Linked DNA regions of Homo sapiens: region 2 is linked to region 1. Evidence: read pairs that join two places in POLR2A ChIA-PET (ENCODE). Cell type or tissue: HepG2. All regions are shown on one strand. Links, peaks and the distances in the headings refer to the core of each region. The heading gives the core; the rest is flanking DNA.

The links. ChIA-PET counts read pairs that join two places held together with the same protein. Peaks named below come from ENCODE experiments on the same cell type or tissue, not always from the same donor. Only the 100,000 strongest peaks of a DNase experiment are listed, where the experiment ranks them.
Region 2: POLR2A ChIA-PET joins it to region 1 with 5 read pairs; 9 of 35 experiments call an interaction of 5 or more read pairs at or near these places.

What each region holds. Positions count from the first base shown.
Region 1 is chr14:68,752,553-68,761,983 of GRCh38, reverse strand. No RefSeq gene overlaps it. Among named protein-coding and RNA genes, the nearest start is that of ZFP36L1, 36 kb to the left of the region's middle. In HepG2, for the core only: no CTCF peak of the experiment used is centred there; DNase peaks (open chromatin) are centred at 4,269, 5,037 and 7,103; H3K4me3 peaks cover 1,158 bases.
Region 2 is chr14:68,667,200-68,676,630 of GRCh38, reverse strand. All of the region lies in intron 2 of RAD51B-AS1 (RAD51B antisense RNA 1), which reads left to right. It also overlaps a transcript of RAD51B not described here. Among named protein-coding and RNA genes, the nearest start is that of RAD51B-AS1, 14 kb to the left of the region's middle. RefSeq lists enhancers at 1-306, 6,193-6,693, 6,694-7,194 and a silencer at 4,285-4,579. In HepG2, for the core only: no CTCF peak of the experiment used is centred there; no DNase peak of the experiment used is centred there.

The sequences.
Region 1 (9,431 bases), core at 3,142-7,141:
GAGAAAACACTGCAGGGAAAAGCATTTTAGAAGCAAAAGAGACGGGGTGTTTGGGGGGAAAAGAAAGGGGCGGTGTTTTGTGGGACCCTGAGGAGGAAGGGGGCAGAGCAGAGGTAGGCAGAGGCTAGATTATGGTTGGGGGTAGGAGTGGAAGGCAGAAAGGGGACTTGGAGAGAGGAGAAGAATGGGCAGACTGGAGGACTCCAGGAAGCTTTCCTCTGCAGGAAAGTGGGAGCCATGGTCCTTTCTGAGGTATTCCTAGATGGTGACTCCTGGAGCAGAGCTTGTCAGCCTCACCTGGCTGCCTTCTGTGTCAAAGCTCAGCAAACGCTTGTGGGTTTGGGGCTCCCTCCCATGGGTGTCCTCTTGGCCTCAGCCCCACCTGTGGCAGGCACATCTGGTTTCCCAGCCCCACCTTGGTTGGGTGGAGATGACACCCTGGAGGTGTTGTCCTGGGAGGTCAGCATCTCCCAGGTAGGACAGGTGGGATGAGGGTTGAGGCTGAGCTGCAGCTTGTCCAGGGAGGGCCTGACTCCCTTGAAGCTGTCTGCAACTGCCCCCCATCTCCATTGTGCCCTCCTAGGTGGCAGTGAGAAGGATTCAGAACTCCTTGCTTAAGGCCAACCCTCCCCCTACTGCCCGCCCCACTTCCAAGTGCTCGAGTCACTCCCAAGACCCCCAGCAAGTCATCCATTTCCCCCTACTCATTCTTGTCTTTACTCCATTCCACTCAATAGTTACTGAGGCGTATTGACTCTCTGGCACTAGCACACACACCTTCATTGGGTTAGGCTCCATACCTTGGTCCAGGAAATCCCAGAGCTGGGAATATTAAGTTTAATGGGTCAGGGTACAGGCTCTAACATCAGGGTTCGAAGTCTGTAACTCAGTGACCTGGGGCAAATCTCTCCATATTTTTGCATCTCAGTTTCCTTATCTATAAAATAGATAACAGTAGAACCTACTGCATAGACTGTTGGCAGATTACATGAGAGCATTCCCATAGAAGGCTTTGTGCGTAGTGAGTGGTCAATGAATACTAATGGCTACTGTTTATGTACAGCAGCTGTTCACTTTGGGAAAAGGAAATGGTTAGGAAGGAATCTTTTTTTTGAGAAAGTAACACAATAATATTAAAGATATCTACCTTAACAGCAACTATTTTTAGTTTTAATATTCACTTCCACTACTTATTTTGAGATCATGATTAAAAAAATCCAGAAGTCTAGGGAATTTGTATGTTTTCTTTTCTTTTGATCTACTCCAGTAAACCTGCTATATATATAGACTCAATAAGTGACTGTGGGTGTGGGATCTACACCCATGCCCAAGCCTAGAGGTGAGAACCCTGGATTTGGATTCCTGTTCATCCCTGAAGTCTTGTGTGACTATGGGTATGTTTCTTAGTATCTTGGAACCTGTTTCTCCTCACCTGTTAAACGAGGATACTAACCCTCTCCATGGGTTATGAGAAGTAGCTCTAATGTGGGCAAAGTGCCCAGCATAGAATAGAGGATTAATAAATGCCAGCTCCCAGCCTCTCTCTCTGATTCAGTGTGGGGTTCAGAGGATTGTAAGTACCCAGGGGTTGGTACCACCAGGCTGGCCCCAGCCCACCTCCCACCTTCCCATACTAAGCCCTGGAATTCACCTGAGAGCACTGGGGCTCTGGCCTACTTTAGAGACTGGGGGTCAACCAGCCTCCAGTTTACTTTGCTGACACAACTGTGGGGAAAGAAGGGGACATGTGAGCTTCTTCTGGGTCAGAGAGGACCTGGGAGTGGGAGAAGGCAAGGGCGAAGCTGTTTCCTGAGAGCCCTTGTGGGTTCTACCCGTTTATGGCCAGGGTGGGCTGGCAACTGTTGGGAAGAAGGACTGTGGGGGCGTGTTGGGGGGGTGAGCTGGGGATTGCAAAGCTCAGAAAGCTCAGAAAGAGTCAGGCACAAGGAGAGAGAAGCTGTGGTGATTAAGAGAGGAGTCCATTAAATCAGGCTGGTGGGAGCAACCTGGCTGAGTTACCTAAGTCCTCCGCCACCCCCGGCCAACAAAGGGCCTTTCTCAAATACAGAAAGGAGAATATTGTATTCATAATGAGTAATCGCATATGTCTTCAGAACATTTTCAAATCAGAGCATTCTTTTACATCCATTTTCTAATTTCAACCTCACCAAGAGGCAGGGAAAGGGAGGTAATATTCCTATTTGACAAATGAGGAAATGCAGGTTCAAAGGGGTGAAGAAATTTGACCACATGCATGTAGCTGCTGAGCTGGAATGCAAACCTGGCCTTCTAGTAGCAAGGTACCTGCAACTGAAGGATCAGCAGGCATCTTCCAGGCAACTAGTGGTTTGGGTACTAGAATAATTTAGAATTTCCTCCATCTGAAAAAAATGTTAAAATAGAAAGACTGTCTGGCCCTCTTTCTTTTCCAGATTCATCGGCTTCTTTTCTGACTTGGGCATTAATCTCCATGCAGAGAAGCTCTCCTGGGGGCAGTGCCCCTCCGAGGAGTAGCAGCATCCTGTAGATGGGAGGGACTTAGGGCAGCCCTACGGAAGGATTTTCAGAGCTACTTGTTAACAGGCGACTAAGTGAGGTTGCAAAATCACGCTGTCTGCGCATCAGCTGTCACCCATAGGATTAGGGGCCTCTCCATTTAGTCTGTATCTAAGAGATCACACTAACAAACAGTGTGAATGTGAGCCTTGGGAAGGCCCCTTTACCTCTCTGGGCATCAGTTTGCTCATCTGTAAATGGATGAACTTACCTTCATTTGACTTTCTGTGTGCAGGTTGGTGGAGCAAACATTTCCGGAATTCCTGGAAACCAGTCTGTCTCTGCCATTACCAAATGGTAGCCCTGGATCTGTGGCGGTCTCTCTGGGTCATGGTTTCTTCATGTGTAAAATGCAGAGGGGTGGCTCTTTAGGGTCCTTTCAGCCCTAACATTCTCTGCAGAAGCCAGTCACCAGGCCTGGGCTAGAAGAAACTGTTGGAAAGTGAGGCCTAGGGCCGGCCTGCATGGGTCTGAACGAGGAGACCTTGTGGGTGAGCTGGGGGTGATAGAAGCCAGTGGAGGGGAAGGGTCAGGGGGAGGGACTGGAAGTTAGGAGTTGGGATTAGGGAAGAGGGAATCGAGATCCCTGGCTAACCTGTCAGGACCTTGCCCATCTATCTGGGCTATCTCCAAAGAGGTTCCTAGAGCCCGAGCCCAAGGTCCTGCCTGGGGAGACCCTCTGAGGAGGCTGGAGTCAGCTACACCCCTCTGCTCAGGGAGATGAGCCTTCTTACCTGGCAGCCTCACCTGGCAAGCTCTCTGCTCAGTGGACCTTCCCCACCTGAGGCAGGGAAGGATAGAAATCCCCCAGCTGGGCCTTGCCATAGCTAGCCTGGGGTTAAAACTAGGCTCTCTAGGCAAACAGTGTCTTTGCTATCTTGTGTTTGGAACCCAGCATGGAGGAAAGGTGGAGTCCACAGCAGCCAGTTGTGTCCAGCGCAGCCTGCTGTGTTATCTTGGTGCAGGGCAGCTCACAGGGAGGCGGGCCTGCAGATAATGGCCAAACTGTGTTCACCCCGTTCATCAGACTCCTTCCCATCAGGGCCACTGCTTTTTCTTTAAACAATTACTGTGGAGCCAGCTCCAGTCCAGCTGCTTTGGGAGACCTAGGAATGTATTCTTTCTTTCATGGACCCGGGAGAGGGGTGGAGAGGTCTTGTGGTATCCTGGCAGATAATGCAACCTGTTTCAGTCTTGCCACTCACTTCTGGCAAGCCCTGTCTCCCCTCTGTGATCCAGTGTCTCCATCTTTAAAATAAGGAGGAGAGTCCCTTTGGCCACCCCTCTTCCCCTGGCTCATGAGGACATATGGGGATACATGAGGTCTTGTCTATCACAGAGCTGTGGGTCTTTAGGGAGGCCCTCAGAAAACACCAGCTGCTGTTGTTGGTTATGGGGATCTAGGTTCAAGAAGAGCCTGGTGGTGTTATTTATTACTCATGAAGTCCTGGCCACCATGCTGATCCCAGGCGGGACGTGGTTAGCCAGTCCTAGACTGAGCAGGAAGCCAAATGAACTTCCTTTTTTTTTTTTTCTTTTTTTAGAACAATCTCAAGAAGCCTGGTGCTCTGAGCCCTCAGAGTCAGCTGATGCCCCTTGCCCAGTAGCCAGGGTAGAGGTGGGGGTGTCAGTTTCTGCATCTAGGCCCCTGAGTATTCTTGGGAAATGACGCATGCTGTCACCAGCTGTACAGGCCATTACCCGTTGAAAAAATGTGACTGTGGGGGCCATTAGCCCCAAGAGTTCAGCACCCTCTGCAGTGGGAGGGTAAGAGCTACAGAGCTTAGGAAAGGTGCCTCCTATCAGCTGGAGACTAGAGCCTTAAACTCAGAGTCTGAAGGCGGATTGCACTTCTGCTGCATGCCAGCCACGTAATCCTTAGGAGGAATGAAAGCTCTCTATGCCTTTGTTTCCCCATCTGTAAAACCAGCACTGTAAAAGAATAATACGTGCCTTGTAGGGTTGTTACAAGAAGAAAACATAATCTAAAATGTTAATGGATGGTCCTAGTAGAACATTTGGTGCGTAGAAAATGCTCAGTAAGTGAAATAGAAGGGAGAGAAGCTAGGATGTGAGTTTAAGACATGTGGACAGAGAACATCCCAACAAGCTGTCCTAATCTTGAAATGCATGAACTGAAAATAGCGTGGGCTGCAGGTCCCCCAAGCACAGACTCAATGGCATGGCTGATGACATTAGTCCAGGGCTGTCCAGCCTGGGCAACAGCATTCTTATTTGGATTAAGGGAATAGAAGTTGCAGAGTAGAAGCAGCTTCCTAGAAGGATCCACCGTCCTTCCACCGAAGCCCACAAGCAGGTGAGGTGAGCTCCTTCAGGCCCAGAGCTCAGAGGCCTTTATAGATAGGTGTGAGGAGCCAGAGTGGGTTTTGTGGTCAGAGCCCAAGGCTAGGCATGGAGAATTCTGTTTTCCTGAAGCTGGCTGTTTCGTCACCTGGGACAAATTTCCTAACCAGTCATCCCCAGGTAAAGGGGAAGGCCGCAGACAATGGGCTTTTGGCCTTCTGCTTCTGAGCCCACTGATCTTGATGTGTCATTTGACCTCTCAGCTGTGGTTACCCCTGTGGGAGATGGGGATCATAACCAACTCTCCTGGAGGAGGGTGGTGAGAATGGAATGATGCGATGGCTGAGGTCCCCGCGTGCATCTGCATGGCCAGGTGAATGAAAGGGGGTGCTGTGAAGAGCCATCTACACCTCTGTCAAGGGGCAGGGACTGGTCACCACTAGGATCTTCTCCATCCTGAACACTGCCTTGGGGAGCTTAGGTAAAGTGAATCACCCAAGGGGTAGGGAAGAGGAGAAGGCTGACTGGGAGGAAGGCTCCAGGTTAAATTTTTTGGTGCCACCTTAAGAGAAATCTGTTTGCAGCCTTAATTCATCTGTAAACCAGGCAAGTCCTACCCGCCTTCCTAACAGAAGGAGCAAATGAGAATTAATTAGTAAATGTGGCTGTCAAACTTGGTCCGTGTTATTATTAACTTAATGTGTTTGTTTAAAAGGGGGAGGCTGGCTTGCTCCAGTCTACAGGCAGGCGTGTGAGCTGCTAGCCTGCCGGCCAGGTCTGATGAAAAATCCTGTAGATTGTTTCCACATGGGAGTTTACAACACAGATAATTAGTTGCAGTGGTGGAAGGCCTTGGAGGCGAGGGATGATGGATTCTGATGATGGATTTTGCAGTCCTTGGGGGGCAGAGGTGTTCTCTAAGGGAGGAGTTGTTGTACTAGGGAGAAGGCGCCCCAGGGGCTTAGGCAACACAGCCTGAAGCCAGCAGGCAGGGTGACCAAGGGGGTGGCCCCTGCTGTCCCAGATGGTTGGGGAGGCGTGGGGAGTGCTGCACACAGGCCATGCATGTATGCATGTATTCCTGGAGCGTGCAGGTGTCTGGGGCTTTCTCACAGGCAGATCTACCGTGCTGCTCCAGAAGATACCAGATGCTCAGCCAACCCACTGCATGCACCAGCTGCATAATGTAGTGCCCACTCAGCTGGAGTGGGGGGGGGGGGGTAGGTGGAGACCAGTGTTGAAAGGATGGTTTGTAATGAACAACTTCATTTTTCTAATATGTGCTGGTGCGTAAGGGTTAGCAGGTAGAGTCTCTGCTGTAAATGACACTTGAATACACTCTGTGGCTTCAGCTTTGCCCACTTTGGTTTCATGAACTGTCCTAATCTTGGGATGCATGAATTGAAAATAGCGTGAGGTGAAAGTCCCCCAAGGATAGACTCAATGACATGGCTGATGACGTCTGTCCAGGGGTCACCCACTGACCTTTCTTGCTGTATATTGGTTTCTCATGCTTCTCAGTCCTTCCTTCCAAGGCTAAAATCATGGACTCTGGAGCTAGGCTACTTGGATTTAAATATTGGCTCCACCACTTACTAGCTGTGCAACTTTGGTTGTTTTTTTGTTTTGTTTTGAGATAGAGTCTCACTCTGTCACACAGGCTGGAGTGCAATGGTGCGATCTTGGCTCACTGAAACCTCTGCCTCCTGGGTTCAAGCAATTCTCATGCCTCAGCCTCCAGAGTAGCTGGGACTACAGGTGCATGCCCCCACATCCAGCTATTTTTTGCATTTTTTTTGTAGAGATGGGGTTTTGCCATGCTGCCCAGGCTGGTCTGGAAATCCTGGCCCCAAGTGATCCACCTGTCTCGGCCTCCCAAAGTGCTGAAATTACAGGCGTGAGCCACAGCACCTGGCCTAGCTGTGCAACTTTGGGCAAGTTACTTAAACTCTCCATGTCTCAGTTTCCTCATCTGTAGAATGGGAGTGATGATACTTTATATGTTGGTTGGGGGGATGGAATAAGTTAACATTTGTAAAGCGTTTAGACCACTGCCTAGTGCATAATAAATGCTGTATAAATACTGGTTAAACAAATGAATGAGTTCTGGTTGCCCTAAGGAGACTGGTTGCCCATGTCTCTATATGATTACCTCTCCTCTAAGCCATTTCAACACACAGTAAGAACAGTGTGTTTGCTATGCACTTAACATTCCATTTTGTAGCTCTCCCCCTATCTAGAAGCTGCCCTCCCCTGAGCACATTAGGGTTCTGTGAGCCCATTTTCCTCTTTGGGGCCCCCACATTCTGTCTGCTGCTGTGATCTTTGTTATCCGAGGTCAACATGGCGAAACCCTGTCTCTACTAAAACCACAAAAATTAGCCGGGCGTGGTGGTGGGCTCCCGTAATCGCAGCTACTTGGGAGGCTGTGGCAGGAGAATCACTTGAACCCGGGAGGCGGAGGTTGCAGTGAGCCGAGATTGCCACTGCACTCCAACCTGGGTAACAGAGCGAGACTGTCTCAAAAAAAAAAAAAAAAAAAGATCCCTCTATGTCGGGCAGGGTGAGACCAGCCCCTACCTACACATGAATCCTTGCTGTGCAGCTGCCTCCAAATGTTGGTGATGACCTTGAACTGAGGAGAGCACTGTCCCGGTGGCACGTAGGACAGGGGTACAATGGAGTGCTACTGTGTCCTTTGGAGTTCTGTTTGATGTCTGGAGTCCTTGGAGTCCCTGTGGCTATCTGCTGCTCTGGTTTTGCATGGGGTTAGGCCAGAGTCTTCTTGTATCACTAAAGGACATTTTATTGACTGTCTGCTCATTCCTTACCTACTTTATTGTGACCCGACTCATTATTTTCAGCAATAAAGATAGAACACTGTTGAAAAGAGCTGGAAAATAAGAGCTATACAGATAAGTAATTGGCAACACACTTCTCCCTGGAACCTGAGCAGACCATGTGGTTAAACGTGTGTGCAGGTGTGTTGTGTGTTTATCAAGCATCTTTAACAGGTTCACACCTTTGACATCATAATATCACTTCTGGGAAACCACCCTAAAGAAATGCTATAAAATTTGCAAGATGCTTTATGCACACAGATGTTGTACACACAGTTATTTATAAAAGAATACACTGGAAACAACCGAAATGTCCAGCATTTCATATAAGGTTATGTACAACCACGGTTGCACTAATTTTAGTGGTTTTCAACCTTTCGTAAGTTCATGAGTTGCTTGAGAAACTTACTAAGATGAAGACTCCCAGCCTCCTCCCCTAGAGATTTTGATTTAATGGATCTGGGGTGAGATCCAAAAGTCTGCATTTTTAACATACCACATATAATTTTGATGCAGATGTTCTGCAGTTCGCATTTGAGAAAACTGATCAACTTGATGGGATATTTTACAGTCATTTAAAATGATGTTTGAAGAGAGATTATAATAACATGGAGGAATTCTTTATAACTAAAAAAGTATGAAAATTGTGTATATAACTGCATCCAATTATGAAATACAACTATATAGAACAAAGCAAAAATATACAAAAATATAAACACAGGTGGTCTCAGCATGGTAGAGTTATGGCGATTTTCTTCTTTTTTCTGCATTTTCTACATTTTCCAAAATTTCTAAAAGCAAGCATTATTTTTATCATAAAAACTCATATGCCTGTAATCCTAGCACTTCAGGAGGCCGAGATGTGTGGATCACTTGAACCCCGGAATTCGAGACCAGCCTGGGCAACATGGTAAAACCCCGTCTCTAACAGAAAATGCAAAAATTAGCTGGGCATGGTGGCTCATGCCTGTAGTCCCAGCCACTAGGGAGGCTGAGGCGGAAGGCGGAGGTTGCAGTGAGCTGAGATTATGTCACTGTACTCCAGCCCGGGTGACAGAGTGACACCCTGTCTCAAAAACAAAAACAAACAAACAAACAAAACACACATAGGCTTATAATTTTAAGACAGACAGTATCCTCCTTGGAACAAATTCAAGGGCTTTAGCTTGTTCACCCTCTTTCCTGGGATTTATATGCTGAAAAGTTCCATTTTCTCTTTGAAGAGACTGAAGGACCCTGAAGCAGAGTGAGGCTGGTCTCTTCAACTTCAGATGGGCCAAACCCCTTTTGGAAGTGCCTTCACACTCAGCTTTACCTACAGACCTTTGATAAGCTTCCGGAGTTAGTGAAGGTGCATTCAGCCCTGTTAGTGGTTGTTAAGATAAAAAGAATACTTAGCCTGGGATAGCATTTTATTTTGCGGAGCTGAACTATCTTAATGTCATTCTCTTGAGGATTTTTTTTTTAGATATTACAGTTTGTACAGGACAGTGAGGCCCTGTGTCAAGATGTTGGAAATAAGGAAAACAAAGTTGTCTGCTGAGAGCTGCATGTATAATTGGTAGGTCCATCATAACAAAATTCCAAGCCTGCGTGGCTTAAAAAGCAGAAATTCATTGTCTTACAGTTCTGGAGGATAGAAGCCTGAGATCAAGGTGTTGGCAGGGTTGGTTCCTTCTGAGGGCTGTGAAGTAGGATCTGCTCCAAGCCTCCCTCCTTAGCTTGCAGATG
Region 2 (9,431 bases), core at 1,955-5,954, 84 kb after region 1:
GAACGTTGGCTCTGCCCCACCTAGTGTGCAGTGCAGATGCAAATTCCACTCTCTTGCAGCTACTTCTTGCAACTGCAGGCATGTCACGTAGCCCTAACTCCCCGGCTTTAGTTTCCAGAACTACAAAGCAGGAGCCACAGACACTCTAAACTCCCTGCCTTCTAGCAAATCTCCTAAAAGTTATTATGGATTGTTTCTGATCCTCTGGGACCTCCGTGGGTCAGCTTGCATTCCCAAACCAAATGCAGCCACTTGCCTTGGTCTAGCTTGCTTGGTGTCCCCAAATGTGGCTTACTATGAGGGTCTACAGCCAGCTTGCTGTGGTGGGGTTCTAGCTTCCATGTACCAGCTGAATGACCCAGGGCAAGGCACTTTAACCTCTCTGTGCCTAGGTTTCCTCGTCTCTAAAGTGGGATCATAGTTGCACTTACCCCATAGGCTGTAACATATGCAGTATGAACTCATGCGTTTGAGTTGAGTTAATTATATGAGTTAACACAAGTGTATGAGCTCATACTATACATGTAAAATGCTTAAACCAGTGCCTGGCACATAGTAAGAATCATTATAAGTGAAATAATAGTAATAATGATAGTAGGTATTATTATTCATGTTCCACCCCAATTATCATTCTAGTTCCATTTTTCTGACTTTCTCACCATAGCCTCAAGGCCTGGCCCTATCTGCCCTAGGTTGACTACTGCCATAAGCACTCCAAGGCTCACAGAAGCAGGGGATGGAAGAGAGGTTGAATGAAGCAGGTGGAGATGGAGGATTGAGAAGAGGATGTGGCTGGGCTGGAGGAGCAGGGAGAAGATAAAGACCATTAGAAATAGGATGAGAGAACAATGCCTGGGCTAACCCTCTCGGAGCTCTGAAGGCCCAAGGCAATGGCACAGTGTCTGTGGAATTGTCCCCATCTCTGGAGTCCCCCAGTATCTACCTTAATCTGATGTGTGTACCACAATGGAATAGAATGAATTAAACTTGAAGGACAGTTTATTCCTCAAGGCAGGTGGGAACTCCATCAAATGGAATTGAACAGCATTGGAAAGTGAGTGTATTAGCTGTATTTCTTCTCCTTTGACTTAGAATGGAAGGTTGAGAAGAACTGTGGCCTGTTCAACCCCAGGCCTTCTCTTAGCACTTTGTGTTACTGTGTTGGGGGCCAAAAAGGAATCAGGCATATCCTAGATGCCTAAGCAAGCTGTGAGAATAGGAGGGCCGTCTCATGCCCATTTGCCTGGACACTGAGTCACTTCCCTCTGTCATTCCTAAACCATCCTGTGGCACCATGTTGGATCTGTGCCAGATAAGTTCAGGAGACTTGGATTCTCCTCAAACTATGTCTCAGAAAAGCAGAGCCCTAACCCAGATTGTTTTAGACCCCTCCCCAACTCCCTGTGTTTGTTACTGACACCCTAGTCCCTGAGATAATCATCCCAAGAAAGGGAGGCAGGAGAGGCCTTGCTTGTCTACCTGCTACCTTTGTCCTCTCTCTCCTTTGCTTCTCCTCCAGGCTGGGCAGAGCTGTCTACTTTCCCTTGCTATCTGAGGGGAAGTTTTATTAGGCTGTCGACTGTCTTTTCTGAACTATGGCTTATGGTAAAGTCCCATTATCAGACCATCTGACTTGGCACTTTAAAGGAAGATTTTAAAATTTAGAAGTCTTTCCACAAAGCCTCTAGCAACTCAAGAGGGTTAGCATGGACCCCCAAGGCTGAGCAGCGGCCCATCGTCCAGGTGGCGTCCCCTTCCACAGGGAGAAGTGGGTCTGTGGCTGGGAAACCATAGCATGGCATGCCTTACAAGGGAAAGAGGGAACAGTGGTTTAAGACGCTCATTGGTGATACCCCTGGTCTACTTATGGAACATATGCCCCATTACACACATACCCCTGTGTAATGGGACTTCCCATTTTATACTTAGGGGTGTATATTTAAATAAGTGAGGGGGGCATACAACAAATGAAAGTACTCTTTTCTGAATGCTGAGAATATGCATGATTTTCACTTTTTCTTTTACTCATACACATTTTCTGACTTTCTACAACCAGTATGTTACCTTAGGATAGAAATAAAAAAATAAAATTGGTAACATTATATGTTATATAAAATTTTAATTAAAATATATATTCATTAAATATATCTAAAAAGACTTCTATATACCTCCTCATTTATATATTATACGATACATAATGTAACATATAATATGTATGATACATTAGAATACAGGTGACTACTCATAGAAAAATTCTGGAAGGAACACAATAACATGTTGTTTTCTAGTAGTGTTTTTCTGTATTTATTTTTGTAATTAGGAGGAAAACACGTGTGTATATGTAAGTATATACGTAAATGTGTGCATATATGTGTATATAGTGTGTACGTGTGTATACATATGTGTGTACACGTATATATGTATGTATATGTGTGTATGTGATGTATATGTGTATACAGTATGTGTGTATATATGTGTGTACAGTATTGTATATGTGTGTGTATGTGTGTATGCATGTATATATATGCAAGTGTGCGTATACCTGTGTACAGTATGTGTGTTTATGTGTATATGTGTGTGGATGTATATATGTGTGCATACAGTATGTGTATGTGTACATGTGTGGATGTATATATATGTGTGTACAGTATGTGTATGTGTGTGCATGTATAGATGTGTGTGTACAGTATGTGTGTGTGTGCACATATACATATGTGTGTGTACAGTATGTGTGTGCATGTATACATGTGTGTGCACAGTATGTGTACATGTATGAGTGTGCATGTACATATGTGTATGTACAGTATGTGTATGTGTGTACATGTATATATGTGTGCATATAGTATGTGTATGTGTACGTGTGTGGATGTATATATATGTGTGTACAGTATGTGTATGCGTGTGCATGTATAGATGTGTGTACAGTATGTGTATGTGTGTGCACATATACATATGTGTGTGCACAGTATGTGTATGTGTGTGCATGTATACATATGTGTGTGCACAGTATGTGTACGTGTGTGTGTGCATGTACATATGTGTATGTACAGTATGTGTATGTGTGTGCATACATATGTGTGTACATATGTATGTGTATGTGTGTGCGCGTACATATGTGTGTACATACATGTGTGTACAGTATGTGCATGTGTGTACATGTATATATGTGTGCATACAGTATGTGTACGTGTGTGCATGTATACATGTTTGCATACAGTATGTGTGTGTATGTGTGTGCATGTATATATTTGTGTGTACAGTGTGTTTATGTATGTGTGTTTATGTATATGTGTGCATACAATGTGTGTATGTGTGTGCATGTATATATATGTGTGTACATGCATGTCTTATGTGTATGTGTTTCACTATTTATGCTTCCTTTGGTGAAAACAAAACCTTCCAAGTTATTTTCAGATCATTTTTCTTGTTTGTTTTCCTGGTACAGATTAGCTATCTGCTTTTCTCAGCGTGAAAACAGGTACAACTTTTTTCCTGTGTTGATAGCTTCTAAATGTTGGACTTGGGCCTAAAGTGACTACAGGATTTTGTGCATGTTTAAGTTTGACCAATTCTGGCTAGTGCATGAAACCAGTCAGCACAGTTGAGTGAACTGTGGATGAACATCTAGAGTTGTTTACAAACAGCAAAAAACCCACCTAGTAGAGAATGTTCTGGACTTAATTCCTATGCATGAGGTACTGTGTTCTGTGGTTGCTGCCTGTCTTCAGGGGGATGTATTGCAGACTAATCAGGAGCACGATTCACAGTGCAAAGCAAGAGAAAGGTAATGCCTGTAACACCCTCTGAAGGGACACCATGAAGCTGCATCCTGGATGTCCAGGCCCCAGGGGAGATGAGTGCAATGATCTCATGGTTATTTTCCATCTCTTATGATCGATGGGATTTCCCTGATGCTTGTGTAGCTGTTTGCAATTTGTTCTTTGGCTAGTGCTTTCTAGATTGCTTTGAAGGAAAACACTGATTTCCCCATTTTATTCTGGGCTATATAACTAGCCAAGTTTTAGGTTCCCACCCTTTGTTTATAGATTTGCCTCAGGAATGATTATCCAATATAAAAATGGACCTGAGAGAAAGAAAGTTCTTAAATAGGTGGACCTAGACTCTCCAGAACCTCTGGCCAAGATGAGTTCATCTATAAATAAGGCCTCACTCTTCCAAACCCCAGCTCCTTTACCATTGGAGTTCTCTGACGGCAGAAAGGCCCTTGTCTCTGCCTAGAATTTTGAAATTCTCTGATGGAAGTTTTGGTGTAATGGCAAATGTCATTTTAAGGCCTCAGAATGTTTTCCACTCATCACAAGTCACCCTTCCATGAAGCAGTTCTTAAATCCTTCCCTAGCACTAGTAAGGATTGAGAAACAATAGAGGTTTCATGCTTTTGTCCAGATTGCATGGAAAGTTCCAGGGGTTACAGGAGGGAAGGATGGGGAGGAGAACAAAAACAGAACGTCTGGGTCTCAGGATATCCAGCTTAAAATATTAGCCTCTGGGACTCACAGCTTCAAACATGTCACTGAGTCTATAAATACCATTATCATCACCTGGAGTTGTAAAGTGAACATTGTTTAGCTTCTCTGGCTTTGCGTTTATGGTCTTGTTTGCCTGCTGGACACTGTCCACCCAACTGTCCTGTGGGATTCTAGGACTATCAAGGGACTGTCTGGAAAGGAAAACCCATTATACCACTGACCCCAAGAAGGCAGCACCTGGAACCACTCTCGCAGTTTTTGCTGAACATTATAGTTCTTCCTGGTTATGCATCTTTTTGATCACTTACATTTTTTTTTTTTGATAACCAGTCAAAGCCATCAGTATTTCCTAAGGCCCTACAGTGTTCAGAGCACTGTGGAGGCATCCTTGGGGCATATAAGGAATTCTGAGACAAGGTTAGGGGACACACAGATTCATTAAAGCCAACATATCTGAAACAGAACATACAAGGCGGTTTTCAATAATTAAACTGTCTATGGTAGGCAAAAAATGCAGTGAGCACAGGAGGGGCAATGTTAACTCCATGCTCCCCAGAGGTTGTCGGAGGCGGGGTGTTGGGGGAGAGAGCAGAGTTGAAGCTGGACCACTTAGAAGATGGGCACAGTCTAGACAGATATTTCAAGCAAAGGGAATGGAATGAGCAAGGACAAAGAGCAGGGATGGAGGAGGATAGGGGGTGGGTTTGTATGTCTGGCCAAGGTGAATCCACATAGGGGAGGGCATGGTACAGCAAACTGGAGATGTGGTAGGATAGGGTTACATTATGTAGGGCTTTGAAAGCTTCTTTTTCACTGTAAGTTCCTGTGCAATATTTTCCAAATAAAAACATGTTGCCAGCAGTGGCTTGTCTAAAAATCTGACATTTGCCTTGGACTTCTTCCTCCTATCTCCTTCCTCAACTGGCCCACCTAGTGTAAGTCTCAAAGCACACGGACCAACCCAGGATGGATGGTTTGCCCAGTTATCATGGGTGCCCCTTGGACAGTCCAAACTGGCTTTCCCTTGGCAGGGAGTTTCATTTTGCCAACAGAGCTAGACTGGGAAGAGACTGGATCAGGCGTTTGGGCTGTATCTCCCCAGGCTACCATCTTGGGGGGGCCAGCAGCAGACGCCAGGAGCTGGCTGGCATCAGGGTGCAATCTGGTCATCACAGAAGAGACCCTTATCCTTGGAGGGTCTGTGAGCCCACAAACAGCTGTTTGGCTTGGCTCGCCTTGGCTAGTAGCATTTCCAGCAGAGATGAGCAGGAGATGGATGGGTGGTGGAGAGCTGGCAGTGATAAGAAAGAAAGGGTCTTTGGTACTGAAATGAGATATTTGTGTCTCTATCTTCAAATGGACAAGTTCTGGCCTTCGACCACTTTGCTGGCAAACTTAAGTTTTTCCATTGTTGCCTGAAGCACTCCAGTGGAAGATGAGAGTGGATGGACCTGCCAGGGCTGCTCTCCACATGAGAGGAGGATTAAAAGTAGCAAGTGGCCAGGAGGGCAAGGGCTGTGCAATGAGACAGAGGATGTGAGGGGTCAGGATGTGAGAGGAAAAGCCATTGCTGGGCATGGCTGGGGACTGGAGGCTCCCAGGGATGGGAACTATGGCAGCAGTTCTGGGCTTTTTCCACATCTGTCACCCTGGCCTAGTGCCCTCTCCTTGGATTCATGAGACCAAGAAGCAAATGTAAGGGAGGAAGGACTTTTCAGCAGAAATGCCCATAAAGAAAGACTTAGTCCCACCAGCTGAACTGCAGAGGGGTGGGCCGGGGGGCACTTGCCACTCTTCCCTGACTCCTAACCATGACTTTCTCACTCAAAAACCATCCATCTGTCCACTGTTCCACCAAGCCCCGGAGCCCCATGCTGATTTCCTTTTGGAAGAGCCCCAGCTCCCAGGGTGACCTCAGCAACAGCAGGGCCCACGGACGGTTCCAATCCCAAACTTCCCGTCACAAGGAAGGGTCGGCCTGGTCTGTGGAAGTTACAATAACATAGTGGCTGTTTATGAGCAAGAGCCCTCAATAAAGTCATCGGGACGGTTCTCTCGGCAGCGTGTCTAATCTTCTCTGGCTGCCATTCTGGGCGCTTGGCTCCTGATCTATTTTGGTCTCTCTCTTCTTTGACTCATTCTGGGACTTCCGTGCCATTAATCTGAGCCCCCCACCAGGGCCTGGTCCCACCAGCAGGCAGACAATTCAGAATTAGCTGCAGTCATGGTTGTCCAAACTGACAGGCAGGGAAACTGAGGCACAGCAGGTCGCAGGTCCTTGTCTCATCTCCCACAGTGACCCGGCAGCACAGCTGCCAGCAAGGCCCAGGGTTCTGGCTGGGGCTTTAGCTCTGGAGTTGTTACAGAAGGCCAGGGGCCATGTGAAATTTCACAAAGCTCTTACTGGGCCCCACTTGGTTACAAATCCCAGGGCTCTGCTACAAATGTGATTGTGATGGGAATGCAATGGGGGTGGGGAGTGTGTGTGTGTGTGTGTGTGTGTGTGTGTGTGTAAGTGGCGGGTTTGATAGTGTGTTTGAAAGCCTTGCATGCCTGGAATTTGACAAGCACGGAATAAAGACCAGAAAACCCAAAATAATGGGGAAGAAAGAACAAAGAGTCTTCCCAAAGCCATGGTTCAAGCTGTGGGCAAATGTCTTCCTGTTTCTCATCCAAAAGTCCCTGCCCCTAGGCCCAAGGGGCTGGCTGGGCTGGTTTGGCCAGTCCAGGGCCATTCTGCAGCCTCAGGCCTCTCTAGATGTGGCCTACGTGCTCTGGAGAGGGAAGCAGGGGAGGCAGGGAGGCAGTTAGGGCTTTAGACACTTTCTAGGTGCCTCAGGGGGCCTACATATTTCCTATGTAAAGTTCAGTCTGTTTGCAATTAGACTTCTCTTCTTTGCTTATTTCCGGAGGGATTATAAATAGTGAAATCAGCTTAATTTGGCTCTCTCTGAGATCAAGAGGCCACTGTTTCCAACAGTCTGAAAATACCAAGCAGTCCCACCCACATCCATGGGTCATGCCACGTGGCAGGCCTGGTAGGCTCTCCGTGATGAAGGAACTTTAAGTTGCATGAGTTTTCAACAGGTAAGACTCTTTCTGGACTCTAGCAAAGATATCGTCTTTTCAACTTCAACTAAAATAGAAAGAATCCAGCACTGTTTAGGTCTTGAAATCCTCTTTCTTTCCTTAATGAGCTCAAAGCTGTAAAAGGTCTTTCGGGAAAACCCATCTTGGTTCAATTACTTTACCAGTTTTAGACTTTTCTTGGGGATTTGGGCACAGAGAAGATCCTGAGCTGCTTCAGACATGCAGATGCTGCCCCTGACTTGTCACCTTCAGCACAGCAGGTGTCTGAGGTCATTTAACCAGCGATTGGGAGAGATGTCACGGATCAGCGTGCCTGGGGGTGCAGGAGAACAGCCCGCCATCTGTGAGATGACTCGGGCGGCAGAGGGGAGCCATGGATCATAATTCCTTTATGCTCTACCTTAGTCAGAATGGGAATGGCTACTGCTGTAGTGACAAATAGATCCCCATGTCTCAATGGTTATGCCACCTGAAATGTGGCTTCAAGATTGCTGCCATCACAGACAGAGCTGGAGGGCTGCTGTGATGCTTTTAAAGACAAGCCTTGAAAGTGGCTGACATGACTCTGTCCACATCCGTTTGGCCAGGATCTAGTCATATGGCCTCCACCTAACGGCAGGGGAGGCCGGGAAGTGGAGTGGAATGCGTGGTTTTCGATGAGCAGGTATCATCTGGGGCTTTGACCTGGAGTCATCAGCCACAGGCCCTGAAGCCTAATGAAGGTCCTCAGACAAAACTCTCATGAGGCTGTGGACAGAGTGGTGCTGAGGACTGACAGAACTTGCTGATTTGCCATCCCACCATCCCCTGCTGGCACAGATGCCCCCAGGAATGTGGCTGCTTCGAGGAAGTATCCTGGAGGGTGACCCCAGGGTTGATGTCAAGATGGAGCCTTTAGCAGGTAACTGGGGAGAAGAAAAATGAGCACCTGGGTATTCATTGAAGCAGATATTTCCCAGACCCTCAGCAGCCAGGGGTGAGGCCCTTTCATGGACAGCACAAGGATTGGTAATCACTTGTTTCCCAGCAGACCCAGGCCAGGGAAGTGCTTCTTTACATCTGCCTCAGATGAGGATCTCCCACAGGCCTCACAACGGGGAAAATGCTTTCTCCTGCTGGAGTTACCTTACTGAAGGCTGATCTGCCTTCAGTTAGGTCTGTGGATACATCCTTAGTTTTTGGGGATCCACGGGGCAGGGTGTAAGTGTTTTTCTGGCATGGTAGCTGGGAGGAGAATTCCTCAAACAGTGAAAAGTAAACCAATGGAGATATAATAAATAAGAGCTGACTTACATACTTTAACCACAACAGAAATAGTAAAGCATTCTGTCCAGACTGAATTGAGCAATCATCATTAATTTTCTTCCATCTGGGAACTAACAGAGCTTTGTCAAGGGTTCATTATTTGCAGTGTCTACCTTAGTGTTGGCCTGGGAATCCAAAGCTGAACCCTCACTAATATATGGAGGAGCATGGGGGAATATTGGCTCCAGCTGGATGTAATGGTTAATTTTATGTGTCAACTTGGCTAGGCTATGGTGCCCAGCTATTTGGTCAAATACTTGTCTAGATGTTTCTGTGAAGGTAGTTTTTATATTTGATTTACAATAAAGTCAACATTTACAACCAGCTGACTTTAAGCAAAGCAGAGAAACTGCCAAAATAGGTGTGGACTTCATTAATCAGTTGAAGGCCTGAAGAGCAAAGGCTGAGGTTTCCTGAAGAAGAAGGAATTCTGCCTCCAGACTGCAACAGAAATTCTGCCTGAGTTTCAGAAATTCTGTCTGAGTTTCCAGCCTTTGGACTCAAGGCTGAAGCATCAACTCTTACTTGCTCTCCAGTCCACCTAAC